Linked DNA regions of Homo sapiens: region 2 is linked to region 1. The links are chromatin contacts, found by Hi-C in ENCODE. All regions are on one chromosome and are shown on one strand. The core of a region is the stretch at or near the end of the contact, and the rest is flanking DNA. Distances in the headings are between cores, read along the strand shown.

The links. Hi-C counts contacts between places; a loop is a spot of excess contacts on that map. Pooled maps may share reads with other maps.
Region 2: a map of vagina shows a loop between it and region 1 (6-fold over the local background). The contact joins two enhancer-like sites. A Hi-C loop is called at or near these places in 2 of 168 maps with a recorded cell type or tissue (IMR-90 and vagina) and 6 of 50 pooled maps.

Annotation. Positions count from the first base shown.
Region 1 is chr10:86,398,561-86,401,260 of GRCh38, reverse strand. No RefSeq gene overlaps it. Among named protein-coding and RNA genes, the nearest start is that of GRID1, 33 kb to the right of the region's middle. RefSeq lists silencers at 61-110, 801-850, 861-1,090 and enhancers at 1-493, 1,241-1,290, 1,095-1,389, 1,381-1,430, 494-1,487. Within about 2 kb of position 1,265, at least 21 of the 41 ENCODE cell types and tissues checked have a DNase peak (open chromatin) inside an H3K27ac peak, as active enhancers do.
Region 2 is chr10:86,916,918-86,919,617 of GRCh38, reverse strand. BMPR1A (bone morphogenetic protein receptor type 1A) reads right to left here. Exons shown (of 13, transcript NM_004329.3): 9 at 2,292-2,484; 10 at 149-446. Among named protein-coding and RNA genes, the nearest start is that of MMRN2, 39 kb to the left of the region's middle. Within about 2 kb of position 1,418, at least 2 of the 41 ENCODE cell types and tissues checked have a DNase peak (open chromatin) inside an H3K27ac peak, as active enhancers do.

The sequences.
Region 1 (2,700 bases), core at 16-2,515:
CCCTGGGCGCGTCTCGACACTTGCTGGGTCACGGAGGAAACCGGGTCTCGGACCCCAGCCAGCACGGGCGCCCCCCTCGGCTTCGCTCCCTTTACCCAGCGGTGGCCTCGGAGGCCCGGGTGGGGCGCGCCGCTCACCTGGAGAGGAGGCTAGGGGTCGGGGGGACACGCGCGCCCTTAGGCCCCACTCCTGTCTTCTGCCCTTTTTATTCTCCCCCGCACCCTGGGGCGGGCGGCGCGGGGCCAGGGTTTGCGAGTGTCACCTGCTTTGGTAAGTAGGTGGGCGAGTGACGCACCGCGGCGTCGGCGCCGCCTTCCAGGCGCTCTCTCTGCCTCCAGAGGCGCCGGCACTGCGGGGCCCCAGTCATGCCCGCTGCCTCAGTCTTCCAACCCGAAAAGTGGGTGGGCGAAGGAAAGCTCGGCCGAGCTGCGTCTCCAACTCCCTGCTCTCCCCTAGGGGAGCCCACCAGCTCCAATCGCGACCTCTTCTGTCCCCAAACCACAGACCCTAGCCCGCCTCGGGGACCCGGATATGGAAGGGGCGGTGGAGAGCCCTGGCCTTGATTCTCCCTGGGTCGGGAGGGCGTTCCGGCGGCCGTGGGGCTGCAGCCCTTCCTCCCCGCCTGGAAGGTGAGGGTGTGGGAGGAGCGGGAGGGGGCGAGGCCGACACAATCCCCGTGCGACCAGCGGCGGAGCCCAGAGCCAGGTTAGGAGCGCGCTCAGGCGAGCTCGGCGGAAGGCCGAGAAGGTTCATCGGAGGCGGCGGCGAGCCGAGACCAGGAGACAGACGGGGCGGGGTGACGAGGCGGGCCCCACCCCAGGAGCGCGGGGCCACACGGACACCGGCGGGCGGTCTTCCCCGGGATGCGCTGGGATTGCAGGCCTCCAGCGGCCCCGCCCGCCGCCTCCGCCCTCCCGCTCCTGAGCTGCCAATCCAGCGGGTTCTGCCGGTCCTCGGCCGTGCGTCTGGGGTCTGGATTCCCGGCTCCACTCGCCGTGAGCGCGCGTGTCAGCCGACTCGCCCCGGACCGCATGGTGCAGCTCCCGCAGGGCCGCAGCCGCGGGTCGTCGCTGATTGCCAGCTCCGCGCCCACTGCACCGCTGCGCGGCCGCCTAGGGCTCATTGCGCGGAAGTCGGCCTGGTCCCTCCCCTGGGCTGGATGGGCCCGCTCCTCCCGAGCGGTCGTGCTCTGAGTTGAATGCGATAGAGGCTTCTGGGCGCGTCGCGGGCTAGGTCCAGGAGCTGTGATCCTCTCCGAGGTCTCAGTGTGCCCGCAGCGCCCCCTGCAGTGCGTCTCCTGCAAGGGGCCCGGAACACATTCCTGTCCCCGCCAGGCCTGGAGGCCCGAGCGCCTGCTTTTCATCCACTCTGCCCACCCGCCTCTGCGGTCGGCTGCCTTGGGCGCTGGCCTTAGCAGTTCTGAGTTTGAATTCAATCGCCAATACACAGAAAGCCACACAAATGTGAAGATTTGTGAATTATTATCAAATGAACACCTTTGTAACCACTACCCAAGCCAAGAAACAGTACTTTCCCCCAGAATACCTTACCCGTGCTCCTTCCCGATTTCACTCGACTCCCTCCTTCCCAAAGTAGCCACTCTCCTGCCTTTCATAGTAATTACTTACCCGAGTTTTTAAAAAATTGTTGTCACCCAAGTTCGCCTCTCTAGAGGCTATAAATTAGACTTGCTCATTTTGTTAATATATTTTAAGTCTCTTTAATTTGTAGTTTCTTTCTCCATCACTTTCTTTTCCTTGCAATGTATCCTTGGAAGAATCTGAAGAGATTTCTAGTCTGGATTTCACTGATTGCATTCTCCTGGTGCAGTTCAACACATCTCCCTGTTTTCTGCATTTCCTGCAAATTGACAGCTGGATCCAAAGGCTTGATCAGACTCAGGTTCAAGATTTTTGGTGAGACTCCAGGTGGTGGAGTGCTGTTTTGTCAGGAGGCACATAATGTCTGGTTGTCTCTATTTTTTGAGATCTGAGGAGAGACGATGTCCAATGCTTACATTCATTAATTCACTGGGGGATGAAAATGGTGATATACTAATTATATAATTTATTTTTCATTTATCATCTGGGTTGATTTTATAAAGAGACTCTTCTCCTCATCTGCTATTTGGTTACCCAGTGGAACCGTTCACAGAGGAAAGGCGGGTAAATGCTTGTTTCTTTGCATTTATTTATCCGTTTTCAAGATGACGAATTGCTACCCTGTCATCCTCCCAAAATGAAGAGTTAAAAAAATATACCATCACGATGCCAAGGATTTAAATGTGCTAGATGGATTTCAATACGTTGCAGTTACTGTCAGTAGTAACATACAAATTGTCCCCTCTTTGGGCAGCTGGAGCCCTTCAGGTTAATCCTTGGGTCCTTTAGATGTGACCCTAGTAGCCTTTGAACACTTCCTTGTTATCTGGAATGACAAGACATCTTACCAGTTTGGGGTGCTAGGAATCCTCTTCACTTCTTGGTTGATCTTTGTTTCTAGGTCTTTTCAATGGAGGAGCTGTAAATTACATATATGATAAAATACACTGGGAATTTATACTGATGTAACTACGTTAAGTGGAGGACTTCTTGATTACACCTGTATTTCTTTTCTTCCACACTGGGAATCCTGGTTCTTAAGGACACCAGGAATAACTGAATTAGAATCCAATTAGTCATTTGTTTTATTTCAATTTAT
Region 2 (2,700 bases), core at 169-2,668, 520 kb before region 1:
AAGAACAAAATCCCCCCCAACTATACATTTATGTAACTAAAAACAAGCATATGCACATTTTTAGAATTCCATTATCTTGAATACAAATAGGGAAATATCTTTTGGAAATTAAAATAATTTCAAAACAGTGGGGCAAAGAACCACTCACCTGTTGAATTTAACAGCAAGGCCCAGGTCAGCAATGCAGCAACTCCCATTTTTCTTGATGAGGATGTTTTTGCTCTTTAGGTCTCGATGAGCAATTGCGGGCTTTCCTTGGGTGCCATAAATTTCTGTGTGCAGGTGGCACAGACCACAGGCAGCTGAATAAGCCAATTTAAGCAGGGCTCTGGTGTCCAGTGTAGCACATTTCAGGAAGTCATAGAGAGATCCATTTTCATGGTAATCAGTAATCAAATAGAGCTGAGTCCAGGAACCTGTACCTTTAATGTCTGCCGCTATGAAACCTGTCCAGTTGATGAGTTTAAAAGGTTAGTTATCATCAGAGATAGGCTAGGGAGAAGTAATGCTCATTCTGGATACTGAGAAAAACTTAGGTATCATGTGCAGATAGTGAAACTTTAATTCGCCTGACACCAAGTCGTGAATGTGTTACTAAAAATTATATTTCTACATTTACACATATATCTGTACTTCTACAATAAATTTATAATAATCTTAATAATCATGAAAGTGAATAGGATTAAGAAAAAGATCATATATGCTGGGTGTGGTGGCTCACACCTGTATCACTTTGGGAGGCCAAGGCAGGAGGATCACTTGAGGTCAGGAGCTCGAGACCAGCCTGGCCAACAGGGCGAAACCCCGTCTCTACTAAAAATACAAAAATTAGTTGGGCATGGTGGCAAGTGCCTGTGGTCCCGGCTACTCTGGAGGCTGAGGCAAGAGAATCACTTGAACCTGGCGGCAGAGGTTGCAGTGAGCCAAGATGGCGCCACTGCACTCCAGCCTGAGCGACAGAATGAGACTCCGTCTCAAAAAAAAAAAAAAGAAAAGAAAAGGAAAGAAAAGAAAAAGATGACATATTATACAAATAACCTGGAGAATATTATCAACCTACATGATTCTCTAGTAGAAAAGGCTCTCAATTTCAAAGCAAAAAGTGGACACTTTTATAAAATTAAGAATGTTCAACTAAGAGTTAGCTCCTAATTAAGCCAACTCCCATTTGCCCATCAGTGACTCATCACAGCTGCCTTTTCAGTCTGGCTCGTTGACTGCCAGGCCCACAGTCCTGCTCTTTTCCTTTCTCTCCTACCCTCTTCCCTCCAGAAAAAGGTCAGTGAGTGCTATGTACTGAGCTGAACAGTGCTCCCCGACAAAATTCATGTCTAAAATCCATGTCATCTATAAACGTGACCTTATTTGGAAAGAGGGTCTTTGCAGATGTAATCAAGTTAAGATGACTCATACAGGATTAGCGTGGGCCCGAATTCAATGGCTGGTGATGTTGTAAGGTGGAAATGTGGACCCAGGCACCCAGGGAGAAGGCCACCTGATGACAGAAATGGAGACTAGAGTGTTGTCTATACTAAGCCAAGGAACACCAAAAATTCCTGGCCACCAACCAGTAGCCAGAGGAGGCAAGGAAGGCTCCTCCTCTAGAGTATTCAGAGACACAACAGCTCTGCCAACACCTTGGTTTTAAACTTCTAGCCTCGAAAACTGAGTGAATACGTTTTGGAGGTTGAAGCCACCCAGTTTGTGGTAATTGATACAGCAGCCCTAGGAAACTAATACAATTGCCTGCTTGGCAACATGCTATGGGCTCTCCAAATTAAAGGGAGGAAAACAAGAGGTGAAGGGAAAAGAAAACTCAGGATAGCCAGATCGGCTTATGTACCTGACTGACCAGCTCACACCTAAATTACTTTGCTATTGTGTAAATGTGGAGATGGGGGGAAACACACATTAAACACAGAACGTACAATGAAACTGCATGTTGGGCTGTTGAGCTTATGAAAGGGAAAAGGCACATATGTTAATGTTACCCTAAATCACTGCTTAAGTTATCTATAAAAGACTGGGTTTTCATTACTATGGGAGTAAGTCCAATAAACTAGTATTATTTTCCATTTGAAACTCACTGCTGTTTCTTCAGCTGGTTAGTAAAGAAAGATCTTGGTTGGCATTCCGGACTATGTTTTATTCAAACCGTGTATTCTACTAGGTTTCCTTTAGCCAAATGTATATAGTTGAACTCACACATTTTCAAAGCACATATGGAGGCTTCCACCTGTACCTCACTAGCCTTGTCAAAAATGAAATTGACTGAATCAGTGTGTACCCACCAAGTATGTTTTCATGGCGCATTAGCACAGTTTGGTAGATTTCTGTTTCTCGAAACCAGCTGGCTTCTTCAGTGGTAAAGAATACTTTCACCGCCACTTTTTCGCCACGCCATTTGCCCATCCATACTTCTCCATATCGGCCTTTACCAACTTGCCGGACCATCTGAATCTGTTTGGCAATAGTTCGCTGAACCTTTATAGAAAAAAGTAAAAGGTTTGAGCTCTTGATGAAAGAAACCCATTAAGACTGGCAAAGGGGTAGTCCATCTCATCAAAAAGCATGGTGTACCCAACCAACTCCAGTTAAAAACTTATAATGTACTTTTTTTTTTTTGAGATGGAGTCTCGCTCTGTCACCCAGGATGGAGTGCAGTGGCGCGATCTCGGCTCACTGCAACCTTCACCTTTT